Regions from separate parts of the Homo sapiens genome. Here regions 1 and 2 are each linked to region 3. A link is a loop called in an ENCODE intact Hi-C map of the cell type or tissue named here. Cell type or tissue: dorsolateral prefrontal cortex. All regions are shown on one strand. Region 1 overlaps GAS7 (growth arrest specific 7). Region 2 overlaps GAS7 (growth arrest specific 7). Region 3 overlaps GAS7 (growth arrest specific 7).

What was found. Hi-C counts contacts between places; a loop is a spot of excess contacts. Peaks named below come from ENCODE experiments on the same cell type or tissue, not always from the same donor. Only the 100,000 strongest peaks of a DNase experiment are listed, where the experiment ranks them.
Region 1: a loop joins it to region 3, with 3.0 times the contacts of the local background. A loop is called at or near these places in 12 of 110 quality-filtered maps.
Region 2: a loop joins it to region 3, with 2.6 times the contacts of the local background. A loop is called at or near these places in 5 of 110 quality-filtered maps.

The regions. Positions count from the first base shown.
Region 1 is chr17:10,122,153-10,127,152 of GRCh38, reverse strand. All of the region lies in intron 1 of GAS7 (growth arrest specific 7), which reads left to right. Among named protein-coding and RNA genes, the nearest start is that of GAS7, 74 kb to the left of the region's middle. In dorsolateral prefrontal cortex, a CTCF peak has its summit at 3,123; a DNase peak (open chromatin) is centred at 3,202; H3K4me3 peaks cover 1,204 bases; H3K27ac peaks cover 2,308 bases.
Region 2 is chr17:10,029,697-10,034,696 of GRCh38, reverse strand. The region is part of intron 1 of GAS7 (growth arrest specific 7); the gene reads left to right. Among named protein-coding and RNA genes, the nearest start is that of RCVRN, 130 kb to the right of the region's middle. RefSeq lists enhancers at 462-961, 962-1,463. In dorsolateral prefrontal cortex, no CTCF peak of the experiment used is centred here; DNase peaks (open chromatin) are centred at 546, 1,052 and 2,885; H3K4me3 peaks cover 3,482 bases; H3K27ac peaks cover 4,835 bases.
Region 3 is chr17:9,963,327-9,968,326 of GRCh38, reverse strand. All of the region lies in intron 4 of GAS7 (growth arrest specific 7), which reads left to right. Among named protein-coding and RNA genes, the nearest start is that of RCVRN, 61 kb to the right of the region's middle. In dorsolateral prefrontal cortex, a CTCF peak has its summit at 2,542 (motif pointing left); a DNase peak (open chromatin) is centred at 2,521; H3K27ac peaks cover 985 bases.

The sequences.
Region 1 (5,000 bases), 160 kb before region 3:
AGCATCAGCCAGTCATTGGGAACACATGGCCAGCTGGAAATCCACACTCTCCCAATTGTGTAATGTTGCCAATTGATTTAAACTAACAACAACAACAAACAATGTAAGGTGCTGGCCAGCACCTACCAGCAGGCTGGCTCCAACCTTCAGGCCAGTAAACAGCCTGCACTCACACCCAGGTTTCTAGACTCCCAGCCTCTGATGCAATCTCCCTTCAAGGATACCAGGACTCTCTAGGGGAAGAAACAGAGACCCAAAGAGGTTAAAAAAGGTCACACAGCTTAAGCGGCAGAGCTGGGGTTTGAAGCCAGAACTGGTTCACTGTCTGCTGTGCTCTCACTGGGACTAGAGTCAGAGCCGGCTTGGTTCCGGAGCATAGTCTCTTCCCCGTGCCCCACGCTGGGACTGGCTCCTAACCCTCAAAAGAAGGCTGTTGTTTAACAAGTGAGTGGCTTCCCCGAATTCTGGGCACTTCTCAGGAGCAGGAGGAAGATCTTGAGAGAGAGAATATGTGTGTGCGCGAGTGTGTGAGTGTGTCTGCATGTGTGTGAGCGTGTGTGTGTGAATGTGTGTGTTTTCGAGAGTGTGTGCATGTCTGCGTGTGTGCGCTCTTTGTGTGTGTGCTTGTGTGTGCGTGTGTGATACGTGTTTGTGTGTATGTGAGTGGGTGTGAGTGTGCGTGTGTGCATGAGTGCGTGTGCGCGCGCGCGTGTGTGCATCTGCGTGTTTGTGTGTGCGTGTTTGCACGTTTGTGTGTGCATGTGCGTGAGTGTGTGGGTGTGTGTGCAAGAGTGTGTGTGAGTGTATGAGTGTGTGTGTGAGCGTGTGTGTGTGGCATGCACACATTCATGTGCATGTGATTTCTCTTTCCCTCACACCATTCATTAAGGGTTTCTTCCCTGAGAACTCCAGGAAGTTCCAGGAGAACGGACAGGATTAGAGCAAATACTTTCTCCTGTCTGAGAAGCGACTCCCCCATTTAACCCTTCCCCTTCCTTGAGTCCCTGGGACAATCACTGCTGGAGATTTGGTGGCCAGGGAACCCAAATAGTGTGGCCACCACCCCCGACCCCTGCTGTGGGTCCCTGGCAGGTCAGAGGGCTGCTCTGCGATGGGGGCCAGGGAACACATCAGCGCAGGCTTCATACTGCACAGATGGGTTGCACCCGTGGTGGTCAGAACGCACATGGAGCCAGCCTTGTCCAGCTCTCTCTGGCTCTGCTGATTCCAAGTCTGTGATAGGAATCGGGGCGGGTGTATGTGAGGGTAGAGAGGAGTGGAAGGGAAGTGTTTATATAAATAACACAGGGTGGAGGGGCTTCTGAAAGATTTACTAGCTAAATATTTTCCGGATGTTTTCATCATCCTTTAAGGCCCTTCCAGAGGAAGGCTAAACAAGACTTAGTCTAATTCCCCCAGTGGCCAGTGGCTCCCACCCACAGCTGACCCCCTCACACCCGGGCCTCATTCTCTACACCACCCTGCCCTCCTCCCTCCTCATCTCCCCATCACCCTTTACTCCCCTCTTTCATCCAACTGGGAAAGAAAGAACAATCCCCATTTTATCCTTTTATGATCATATTATACACACAGTTGTTTGACCTTTTTTTTTTTTCTTTTTTTTTTTAAGATGGAGTTTCGCTCTTGTCACCCAGGCTGGAGTGCAAGAGTGCAATGGCACCATCTTGGCTCACAGCAACATCTGCCTCCCATGTTCAAGCGATTCTCCTGCCTCAGCCTCCCGAGTAGCTGGGATTACAGGTGCACACCATCACACCCAGCTAATTTTGTGTTTTTAGTAGAGATGGGGTTTCACCATGTTGGCCAGGCTGATCTTGAACTCCTGACCTCCAGTAAGCCATCTGCCTTGGCCTCCCAAAGTGCTGGGATCATAGGCATGAGCCACTGCGCCCAGCCTTGACCTATTTTTTTTAAATTTAATATTCTCAGAATATATTTCTATCATTAAATATATTTACAGGTTTGTTTTAGTGTTTGTTAGTCACAATTTGGATAAACTATTAATTTGCAATCCCCTTATGATGGACACTGAGGTTCTTCCACACCCCCCCTTTTTTTTTTTTTACTGCTATTAAAAATTACTGAAGATAACCATTCCTTGTGATGATATCTTTTTGCACGGAGAGTAATTTCCAGGAAATGTGGACCACTCAAGTGCACATTTTGACCCATGGTGTCATACTGCTCTTTATTTTTATTTATTTATTGAATTTTTTTGAGGATTCTCACTCTGTCACCCAGGCTGAAGTGCAGTAGCGCGAACTCGGCTCACTGCAACCTCCACCTCCCGGGTTCAAGCGATTCTCTTGCCTCAGCCTCCTGAGTAGCTGGGATTACAGGTGCGCACCACCATGCTCAGCTAATTTTTGTATTTTTAGTAGAGACAGGGTTTCACCATGTTGGCCAGGCTGGTCTCCAACTCCGACCTTAGGTGATCCACATGCCTCAGCTCCCCCCCAAACTGCTGGGATTACAGGCGTGAGCCACTGTGCCCGGCCCCACACTGCTCTTTAGAAAGGTTGTACCAAGTCCTTGAGAATATCCAGTGCCCCATTCGCTGGCTAAGCCTGGCATTTGCAGGCCGAAAGAGAGCCAGCAAATCATGAGATCTGTAGCCACCTGCAAATGGTGTGCTGTGGGAGCTAGGCAGGCCAGAGCCCCGATCTGCCAGTGGGGATTTGTGCGCATGTGTGGGGTGCCTAGGATGTCTGGGTTCCTTCCTTCGAGATTTAGTAAGGAACTGTGTTGTGTGGAGGCTGCGCTTTCCTTTAGGAGCCCGTCCCATTGGGTCTCTCCAGGGAGTGAGTGTGTGTTTCTGGTCAGGCCTCACGGGCTCAAGTCTTGCAGAGTGAGGGAGGGGCAGTTTGCACTGGGCTCTGGACTGTCATTTCCATGTCCACCTTCAGCTTGGCCTTTTCTTGTTGAGTGCAAGGCCCCGCCACGAGGGGCTGGTTGGAGCTGGGAGCCGCGCGGGGAGCCCGCCCAGGCACAGTGGCGGCTCTGTTTCCCACTCCGCCTCCTCAGGGGCCCCCATTCACGGGAAGGAGAGTCACACATTCCCCCTTGAGATAAGAATAGAGCACGACTGTGCCCCAGGACAGAGTCCAGCTTCTTCAGCCAGCCCTGCGAGGCCTGGCAAGGGCTCCCAGATGGTACTGGCATGAGTGGGCCCTGGCTGCCTGCCCCACTGGCCTCTTGTGCATTGTGTGGCCCGGACACTGGGTACAGTGTGTGTCTGTCCGGGGCCCCCCTCCAGGAAAACCACTGTCTCCAGGCTCTGCTCAAGATGGAGGGGCTTGTCTCAAATCAGCTGTTCCAGGGCTCTGCTGCGCCCCTCCTCTTACCTGTGGGCCTTGGACTCCAACCTCCCTGCCTTGATTCCTCCAGCCACTGGTGTCTATTCCTGGACGGGCAGAATGGAGCCCACGTTTGTTGGGGGAGCAAGCTCTAGGTGAGGGCTGGTGGCTGGAGGTTGGAGGCAACAGCCTGGGGACCCCAAAAGTGCTGAGAGATGATAAACAGGACCAGTAGGGGCCACAGATTGTTTGAGTGATGATCAGAGTTTTGGGGCTTTCACCCTTAGCCCTGCCTGTGTCTGAGGCTCAAGATGGAAGAGCTGAGAGTCAGATCAACAGCAGGACTGGACCAGGCAAGAGGCATGGGTACATTCTGGCTCCTCTTGGAACCATTCTGGGTGACCTTTAATGTACTTTCCAGCCTTCAGATTCTAGGGTAGGGCTTCTTAAAGTGTGGTCCCTGGACCAGCAGCAACAGAACCAGCATCTCTTGGGAACTTGTTGGATGGAGCTGCATATTCCCAGGTCCTGCCCCAGACCTGCTGGCTCAGAACCCGGCAGTGGAGCCCAGCTGTCTGTGTTTTAACATGCTCTGGACCACAGCTCTAAGTAGGATGACAAACAATGCTTTCCAGAGTCTGACAGGTGACTCCAGTGAGTCTTGAGGCCCACCACAACCTGGAGAGCACATGCCCCACCTGAAGGCCGGATGCAGTGGCTCATGCCTGGAATCCCAGCACTTTGGGTAGGCCAAGGCAGGCCGATTGCTTGAGCCCAGGAGTTTGAGACCAGCCTGAGCAACATGGTGAGACCCCGTCACCTCAAAATCTAAAAAAATCAGCCAGGCGTGGTGGTGTGCACCTGTAGTCCCAGCTACTTAGGAGGCTGAGGTGGGAGGATTGCTCAGAGCCCAGGAGGTTGAGGCTACAATGAGCCATGATCACGCCACTGCACTCCAACCTGGGTGACAAAGTGAGACTCTGTCTCAAAATCAATAAATAAAAATATATAAAAACTTCATTTTATTTATTTTATGTTTAAACATGGGGTCTCCCAGCCAGCCTTAAAAAAAAGATCTTCAGCTTGCACTGTTCTAGATATTTCAGTTAATTGTACAACTGTCTGAGGTAGTGTTTTGGGTTTATGGGTAAAAAACCAAGGCTCCGTGGAGGTAAATAACTTGCCATATGGAGGAGTTGTGATTGAAAGCTGGGGCTTTTCACCACAAGTGGGGGTAGGCTTTCAACCCCCCTCTTCATGGCTGTTAATCAAACCAGCAGTCAGCCAGGGAGGGTGAGGGAGGGCGCCAGGGAGGGCGAGGCTCCTTCTGCTAGGGAGTTGTTGTTGAGTCGGGTCCCAGGGGGCCTTTCTCGCTTTGTTCTGAGAAAATGGGTGTGTTTTTGAGTATTTGAATAGGGCCATCACATAAACTGACTGGGAAAGTGCCTAGAACGGAGGCTGTCTGGGTCTCGATCTCAGTGTGCACGTGTCTGGGAGGGAGAGGAAGGATGAGGGTTTCTAGAAGATGCTGGCTAAAGACAGAGCTCTGTTTGCAACCCCTCAGTGGGAGGGAAGGATGAATGAAAACACAGGGGCTGGCTGGTTTTGGGGCCTTAGGAGTTTCAGAAGCATCATCTCCTGGGTGGGTACCACCGGTGTGCACAGATAAAAGTGTGCTCCCGG
Region 2 (5,000 bases), 66 kb before region 3:
TGTCTACACTTGAATGTGACTTTTTTTCTCCTATTAAAATGGCATGTCCTTAAAACATATATACTAATGCTGACATTTAGAATTATTGGGCCGGGCGCAGTGGCTCACGCCTGTAATCCCAGCACTTTGGGAGGCCGAGGTGGGCAGATCACCTGAGGTCAGGAGTTCAAGGCCAGCCTGGTCAACGTGGTGAAACCCCGTGTCTACTAAAAATACAAAAATTAGCCAGGCGTGGTGATAGGTGCCTGTAATCCCAGCTAATTGGGAGGCTGAGGGAGGAGAATCGCTTGAACCTGGAAGGCTTAGGTTGCAGTGAGCCGAGATCACGCCACTGCACTCCAGCCTGGGTGACACAGCAAGACTGTCTAAAAAAAAAAAAAAGAATTATTAAGTATTAGGCTATATATATGTATATATGAAAGCCCTTGGAGACCATCTGGTCCAACTTCCGTGTTTTAGAGATGAAGCAATTGAGGCCTCCCAGCAGAGATGGAAGAGGTTGCTCAAGATCTGCCAGCGAGACTGCTGCAGCTTTACCAGCTCCGATTCCCATCCTGTGTTCTTCGCACGGTGGCACAGAGCAGTGGTAGGTCTCACATCTCCATAGCAAGGCCCTTGGCTGTCACCATTTGCCTACTTTATATGTGCCAGCGGCAGCAGCTCCAGAAATGTTAGTTGAATCGGGTTGGTGAGAATTGCACCCCTTACTGAGTCTTGGAAACGGTTCCAGCCCTTATTAGACTTCATTTCCCTCCAGAGCTCAGGGTTCAGACCTCATCAGGAACCATCTCTCGGAGTCAGAAGTCTTTGATTAGAATCACTTGGAGCACAGGCCGTAGGCACTGCAGTCAGTGGAATGAGTCTCCGTGTTGGGGAAATGAGCTGCTTCCATTTTCCTTCAGTGCCTGCAGGCCACTCCAGCCAGCAACTGGTGGCCACAAAGCCAGGCCAGCTGGATCGCAGGTGCAGGCGGGCCGTCAGAGGCACCTACTCTTATACCATAATGAGCTTCAGTCTGCCTTCTTTACAACAGCACTAATTCCCCGAGGAAGCCAGCTTTTGCCCCCCGGTGCATCTGCGGGCAGCAGCTGTGTCGCTTGTGCTTGAAGATCCTTTCTGGTGAGCGGGCTGCTTTGCATGAGATACTGAGCCTGTTACTGATCCAGCTAGCAACTTTGGACTCCCTCCCTTGCTTCTGAACTTAAATCCATTTTGAATGCAATAGGACGCTTGGTAAATTTGGTTCTGGGGTTTTCCTCAGAAGTCTAGAAAGTGCCCAAAACAATGACATAAGGCATTTGGGGGCTTTGCAGCTTAATACTAAAGGAAGGCTAGGGAGGATAGTCTCTCTGTCTCTCTCTCTCTCTGGGCCATACCAAGTTTGGCAAAACTCTCTTGTTCCCAGGCTTTTTCTGCTGCAAAGGGAAGTTGACCAGCAATCCTTTAGAGGGGCCCTCACCCTTCCAGGAACTCCCTAGGGAGTCTGTTAGGTCAACAATCTACAAAATGTCCTTCAAAAGTGTTTTCTAGGTCAGGACAAGTGATATCGTTATAGATATCAACTAGCATAGAAAACCTAGGATGCATGTCAAGATCATTAATCTTTAGGACGAAGAGAAAAGTACTAGCTCAACTCCTTCCTTTGACAAATAGGGACGTTTCAGCATTAATTGGCCGTAACAGGGACCTGTGGCAAAGGGGAAGAGAATCCCCAACTGTTCAGCCTCCCCATACAGACCTGAGGTCATGTGCACTATCGCATACCGTGATTTGGGCATGCATTTCATTTCCAATTTTTGGTATATCACTTCGCTTTGTTGGTGTCTCAGACAAGCCTTTCTTTCCCACCGATTCTAAGTCAGATTTGGTTGAGTAAATGAAAGGGTATCTAGACCAAAAGAGTTTGAGACCTCTTTCTCTTTAGAGCCCAAAAGTGTTTGGAGGGAAGCTTGCAGCGAGCAAAGCAATATTTCATCAAGATTTGTGTCTTGTCAGGCCTCTGTCGTCTCTTTTGTTTATGTGGCTGCTGTTTTTGGAAGCTGAGCTGGACATTTAACTGCCTTGATATTTTCCTTGTGGTTTTAGGCTGTGTTACAAAAGCCGTCCCATGCATGGGTTATAGGACCTCAAGGCTAGCAATCCCCCCATTTCACAGATGAGGAAACAGAGGCCCAGAGAGGCTAAGATAATTGCACACATCACAGCTTGCTGTCTGGGAACACAGCACCTCTTTATGCCTAGGCCTTTGTGCTGTCTCCTAATGCTTTTGTCATCCTGAGTTGGGGCTAGGATATCAGAATGGCCCACACTATTTTTATTCTGCTAGGGAAGGGGGAGGAGGAAAGAAGCAACATTCCTCAACAGTTCATCAGGAAATGGAGAGTTTGAATAAAATGTCTCTGTTAATCAAAAGCCAGCGAGCACAGTCATTCAGGTTTTCTGGCTTGGAATCCAGAAGCTGGAACCGGCTATTGGGAGGAGTCTACCTTGTCATTTAATAATTACATTTTTAATTGTGCTGAAACATCAGGACCAGAGAGACCTTGAAATGGAACAAAATGTAGGGTTTTTTTTTTTTTTTTTTTCTGAGGTTCCCCAACCCCTCCAGGCTTCAAGGCGGGGAAGCAGTCCCTGCTTCCCTTGTTATTTCTGGAGCTGTTCTCTGTATTTCAGGGGTGCTTGTGGGATGACACTCCAGGTCCTCCACCCCAGATCCTGTGGTTCTAAAACACAGTCATAAGGCCTTTAGGCACCTGCTCCAAACCCGTCTATCAGAGGCCAAAAGAGTGACTCTGATATTTGGTGGCACAATTATGCTGGTTCGTCAATGCCGAGATTCTTCCAAAACATGCTGAAGAGTGGGCGTCTCTCAGATCCCCATCATGCCGTATGGCGCCGCTGGGGAGATGCCACCAACGAAAAGGACGGGCCATCTCAGATGCAAGAAACATGCTCACATTCAGAGTTTTCCTCATTTCTTGCATTGTCTCCTCTGGAACCCTATTAACTGGCCCTTCTGTCTTACATTCGTACAGCAGGTGCAACGACCATAAAAATCTCATTCTCCAGAGTCAGAGGAGGAAGGGTCATGCAGGAATAGGGGTTCTGCAAGGCCCACGTGGAAGGCATTTCTTTCCTACCCTCTGCCGACAGCTTGATTCTCAGATGCTGCAAGGCTGTGACATGACTTCTGACCCAGGAGGGGCCGTCCAACTCATCCTTGCAGTTTGCAGGATCATTTGCAAATCTTTTCATCAATCCTTGTCCCCCCGGAGACTCCATATTTCCAGCTTGGCAAGTTTCCCTGTGAGGGTTGATGGGTGAACTTCCTGTATCCTTGCTGCAGGGACTGCGTTGTAATTATGTTCATCAAAATTCCTGGTTAACCAGATCACTCCATTTCTTTACAGGGTCAGAAAATACAGAGTCTATTGTTCTGTGTCCTCTCCCTGCCCAGTCTTGACAAACATACCCAATGAATTGACTGGCCCTCAGGGATGTGCTGGGGGTTTGCAGGGTGGCTGTGACCCTTGCCAAGCCTACCAGGAGCTGGATAGGTCTGGAGTGTCCCAAGTGGTTCAGCCTTCAGGCCCATGGCTGGGAGAAAACTCCCATGGCCCTAATGTCTACCTCTTATGATGGGTGCCAGTGACAGCCACAGTGTGAGGCTTCCTCTTGCCACTTCGTGGACAGAGGACAGTGATGGTGTTGGGGAGGAAGTAGCTAATGCAGATGAAGAAGAGTATGCCGGACACTCCATGGCGACTGGAGTTGCAACCTGGTTGGGGAGCCCAAGCGAGTCACTTTTGGATTCGTCCAAGGAGGCTGGTGGGGGTGGGCGTCTGATGTGAGCAAGTGGGATATTCAAGCCAGCGAGGTGCTGATGATTGCTGCCACATACATTGTCACCCCATTCATCTATCTACACCAAGTAGTGAGGCCTGAGGACACTTGGATAGTGCCAGGTTTGGAAGAGGCCGGAGGACATTTGCATCTACTAAAGCCTCATTTGAGAAGTTTCTTTTAGGGACTCAAGGAGGCAGCCCTGCTCACTAGGTGATTTCTAATAAGAAGGGTTTGAGGTGACACACAGAGGACTCTGGTAATACCTCCGACAAATTTTGCAAATAGAAAACTGGGAGAAAGGAAGGCGACCCTCCTGGCTCTTGTGGCTTCTTGCTGGTGAGAACTGCAGGTGTGCCTCATGCACCTGACCCCCTTTTCACACGGGTCCAACCACAGTTCCACAGGACATGGTCATGCTCAGGCCCAGGCCCGAAATTAGCCGCATGCTCTTCTCTGTATTTTGGCCCTGAGAACCCTTTGAAGGCTTACAAAGCCAAACAGGTGTTTCAGATGAGGTCTTTGGAAAGCCCTGGGTTCCTACTGATTTTTCCTTCATCCACAAAGTACTTTGGTCCCAACCTATCCACCTGAATGGATTCCAGGGCTCAGGATTCCCCCTGGAAGCTGACTGCCCCCTCGGGGCCAATACAACCCGGTAGAGGTAAGACTCAAAAGACTCACAGCACCAGGGATTTGGGTCTCCAAGGCCCCTTCCCTCTGTTGTGTTCCTTCAGGTTGAGAACCTGTCAGTTTCTAGGAAAAGACAAGAGTGGACATGAGAAGCAAGGACAGAGGATGGATGCCAACTGGTCAGGTACCTGATACCTGATATTTGGCAGGAGGGACAACAGGACACGGATGCTTCACTATGGGGACGGGAGGAAGGTCAGCGTTTTGTTTCCATCTCCCTCGGTGTTCTCATGATCTCAGTGTTCCTCCTGCCTCTTGATCTCTTCTAGTATATATAATTATAATTATTATTATTATTGTTTTTTTTTTGAGACGGAGTCTCGCTCTGTCACCCAGGCTGGAGTGCAGTGGCATGATCTCAGCTCACTGCAATCTCCGCCTTCTAGGTTCAAGCAATTCTCCTGTCTCAGCCTCCCTAGTAGCTGGGACTAAAGGTGTGCACCACCACGTCTGGCTAATTTTTA
Region 3 (5,000 bases):
GAGGACCACTCCTGAGCAGTGGACTAGCAGTCAGTAGCACACAGCTGGCCTATCGGTCTCCTTCTCTCCTCTGCTCATGTCACCCATCATGAATCAACCGTGGCTTTGTATGTTTCCTGCTGAGCTCCCAGCTTGCCTTCTCAACACAGATTCTGTTATCCTGTTTGAAGTGAAACTTACTTTTGTCTCCTGATTTGAGACTGTTTTGGAAGACATCAGCCTAAATTCTGATGTGGTTCAGCAACGATGACAGAAATCTGGTGTTACCCTGGGCATCATCAGGAAGAATATGAGAAACAGCTCCCCATCCTCAAAATCATTCTTTCTTCCCTGATAAAACATAATCCCTTCTGAAATACTGTGAAGTTGTTACTCATCTATTTTAAAGAATGGACACTGGTATAACTGATATCTCAGAAGCTGATTTAACACTGTGCATTATAAGCCATCGACACAGGGATGTCTTGTCTAGTGTCTGTTCTTGGGGTATCTTGAGGGGTTCTGATTTATGTGCAAGGCTATTCACTCACACATTATTTACAGCACCATAACACTAGACCCAGCCTAACTGTCCTGCAACAGGGGATGGGTAAAAGGGATGATGGCGCTGGAGGTTAGCCAGTGATACTATGCAGCCATTAGCAAGCATGCTTCTGAAGAAAATGCAATAATTTGGGAAAGTACTCACAACATAAAATAGAGTAAAAAAAAAGTAGGACACACATTGCATATATAGTCAGTCTTATTTGGCAGAAGGAAATCTATACTTATCTATACTTAGGAAGAAGGACTAGAAGGAAAACTGGAAAACGTACGGTGGCTCTGTCTGCGTCTGAGATCATGGCTATCAATTGGGACTTTTGACAATGTCTGGAGACGTTTGGATTGTCACGCCTGGGGAGGGGGGGTGCTACTGGCAACTAGTAGGTGACACCAGGGATGACGCTGAGTATCTCGCAAGGCATGGGACACCACAGCAAAGAAGTGCTCAACTTGAAAACATGAATCGTGCTGAAGTTGAGAACCTTTGGTCTAAGATCATGGGTCATTTTATTTTCTTTACACTTGTTGTTATTTTTCAAATTTCCTAAAATGAACACATTTTACTTTTATAGAAGGCAGATACAATTTTTTACTTAAAAAAAAAAAAAAAAGCTACAAAGTAGGTACCAGTATGGGGAATTCAGGAGAGGCGAGCTCTGGAGATGCAGGCCCGGGTAGATAGTGGCTGCCTAAAGACAGGCGGATTGAGTCAGACTCTTTTTGGATGGTAACCTTGGGAGCTGAGGTGTCATCAGGGTAACAAAAATAAATCATGTAGTATATGGAGAGGGCGAACGTGCGTTGTTCACCAGTCCCAGGATCAGGAGGTAGAATGTTATTCTTTTAGGCTTTGAAAGGGTAACATTTGTATATAAAAGCTACTACTTTTTTAAGTTAAAAATAATTAGGAAACAGGGTGTCCCTGTGTTGCCCTTGCTGGAATGCACTGGCTGTTCATGGAGGTGATCGTAGATCACTGTGACCTCAGCTTGGAACTGCTGGGCTCAAACAATCCTCCCGCCTCAGCCTCTGGAGTAGCTGGGACTGCAGGCGCCGGCCACCACGCCCAGCTAGCTACTACTTTTTGTCCTGGTTTGTGAGCCTGCAGGCTGGTTATCCAAAAAGGTGCCAAGAGTTAAACATACAAATAGGTTAAGAAGGTTTGGTGTTTACAGAGAGCTCTACCAACAAAGGGTCCCCAGGTATAGACCCCACTCCAGCATGCAGACGAGTAGATTCACCATCCCTGCTGTCAGTTATCACTCATGATAACTACACTTAAACATCAATAAATGAATAAATGAGCAAAGGAACACTTGAGATGCGGCATGTGGGGTGGATAAAGTGGCATGTTCAGGGTTACAGTGACGAAACCTAGACTGGAAAGCCCCAGATCTCAAAACCCGGTTGTGATCTCTTTCCGCCCCCTGCTTAGCTGCCCCTCCTTGAGCAAGCTGATCAGGAAGATTAGAATTTTGGGGGGAGGGGGCGGTCGTGGTGGCTCAAGCCTGTAATCCCAGCACTTTGGGAGGCCGAGGCAGGCAGATCAGGAGGTCAGGAGATCGAGACCATCCTGGCTAACACTGTGAGACCCTGTCTCTACTAAAAATACAAAAAATTAGCCGGGCGTGGTGGCGGGCACCTGTAGTCCCAGCTACTCGGGAGGCTGAGGCAGGAGAATGGCATGAACCAGGGAGGCGGAGCTTGCAGTGAGCCGAGATTGCACCACTGCACTCCAGCCTGGGCGACAGAGCGAGACTCCATCTCCAAAAAAAAAAAAAAAAAAGAATTTTGGGGGGTGGGTGTCGGGGGATGGGGAAAGGGACTTTCCACGGACACCAGTAACGTGTCCCCACCATACTATGTCATGGGGAGGACTGATAGTGGGTGCCCCACAGTTCCTGAGGGTGCCTGCCCCGCTCCTTCACTCAGCCCTTGGAGACCTGGATGGGTGGGCACAGGAGGTGGTGATCTGGTGCCACCCAGTGGAGGGTTTCAATTCTGCAGCCCTGGGGCAGTCGGCCCAGGTACTGGGTAAATGCAGCCCACCTGATTCGGGGGCAGAGGCGAGGGATCAAAGGCGAATCATCTTTTTTTATTTTTTATTTTACTTTAAGTTCTGGGATACATGTGGAGAACGTGCAGGTTTGTTACATAGGTACACATGTGCCATGGTGGTTTGTTGCACCTATCAACCTGTCATCTAGATTTTAAGCCCTGCGTGCAGTAGGTATTTGTCCTAATGCTCTCCCTCCTCTTATCCCCCACGCCCCGATAGGTCCTGGTGTGTGATGTTCCCCCACCGGTGTCCATATGGTCCCATTGTTCATCTCCCACTTATGAGTGAGAACATGCGGTGTTTAGTTTTCTGTTCCTGTGTTTGCTGAGAATGATGGCCTCCAGCTTCATCCATGTCCCTACAAAGGACATGAACTCATTCTTTTTTATGGCTGCATACTATTCCATTATGTATATATGCCACATTTTCTTTAGTCTATCATTGATGGGCATTTGGGTTGGTTCCAAGTCTTTGCTGTTGTAAATAGTGTAGCAATAAACACGTGTGCATGTGTCTTTATAGTAGAATGACTTATATTCCTTTGGGTATACTCAGTAATAGGATTGCTGGGTCAAATGGTATTTCCGGTTCTAGATCAAAGGCTAATAGTCTTGCTGCCTTTGCAGAATCGCGTCCTAGTGGGTCCCTTCCCTTCCTGCCCACCAGTGCCTGGGCCTTTTTGTGATCCACCTTTCAATTGTTCTGGCTTCTCACGAACTTCCCAGGAAGACCCTCTAGACACAGGAGAGAGGAAAGAGAATGGGACGAAGGGCTTGGAAACTTGAGGGACCCATTGGAGCATGGAGTTCAAAGTGGAGAAAGAGGTGAGATGTTTAATCTCCACCACCTCCTACCTACCTCAATAATTCAATAACACATGTTCTTATTGAGCAATTTCGGTCTTTGTCAGGCACTGAGACACAGGTGATATCTATAGCCCTGCGTTGATGGAGTTTTATGGCTGGTGTGGGAGAAACAGTAGATAAATAATGGTGCAATTTCAGCAGTGACAAAGGCTGGAGGAAGTGGATGCTGTGAGAACCTAGCCTGGTGCTGGAAATGTCAGGAATTAAGGTACCTTAAGAAAAGATACCTATTCTAAGACTGGAATGATGAGCAAGGGTTTCACTTGGCAAAGAGGTGGGGAAAGAATAGCTTTCCAGGGGAGGGAATAGCATCGTGGATGCCTGGAGGCAGCAAGGGGGAACCGTGTTTACGCATAGAGACCCAGTGTGGCTGTGGCTTACTAAATCAGCAGGAATAGGGAGGGTGGGAAATGAGGCTGGGGTAGTCTGCGCAGGCCTGCCACGAGGAGCTCAGGGGTTATCCTAACTGCACTGGGAAGCCATTGAGGGGTTTTGTACAGGATCCCACCTGCTGAAGGGATGGGACCCAGATTATTTGCAGGGGGGGAGGAAATGGGCTGAGAAGACATTTGGAGTCGGGGGCCTGCTGAATCACTTGTGAATGACCCACTCCAGTTTACCAAGCACTTCCTGTGTGGTATCACCCCCTGCCAGGCCTCAGGGTGATGCAGAGATGCCCAGGTGGGGTGTCCTGACCCCTGGGCAGGCCTTTACAAAATAAATGGAAGGGAAGAGTTCTCTGGAATCACAGGCAAAGGAAATTTAAAACAAATACTCTTATTATAGGCATTTGCAAACCTTTGCAAAAGTAGAGGGAATATATAATAAGGTACCACAAATCTGTTAAGCCCAACGATTACCTGCCTTTGTCCAATCTTGTTTTATTTGTGCTCCCATCCCCTCCCCCAATCCCCTTGCCCTCCACCCCCTAGATTATTTTAAACCACATTTCTGACTTACTGTTTTAAATGCAAATATTTCAGAATGTATCTTCCAGGAAGAAGACATAATGATAATACCATTATCATATTTAAGAAAACATTAATTCAATAATGCCGCCTAATATATACACTCCAGATTCCTCAATTGTCTCAAAAAATGCCTTTTTTTAAGAAAGAAAAAAGAGAGAGATGGGGTCTTGTTCTGTACCTCAGGCTACAGTACAGTGACACCATTATAGCTCGTGAATTCTAGAACTCCTGGGCTCAAGCGATCCTTCCACCTCAACCTCTCAAAGCCTAGGGTTACAGGTGTGCGCCACCATACCTGGCCCCCAAATCCCTTTTATGGCTGCTTTTCTCCCCAGTCCAGGATCCCTTCAGGTTCACACACAGATACACTGGTTGCTGTGTCTCTGTTGTTTCTCTCTCTCTCTCTCTTCCCCCACCAAAAAACTGCTTTATTGAGCTGTAATTCACATACCCATACAATTCACCCATTTAAAGTGTATACAATTCAGTGTTTTTTACTATATTTACAAAGTTTTACAACCATCATCAAATCTATTTTAGAACATTTTCATCAACCCAAGC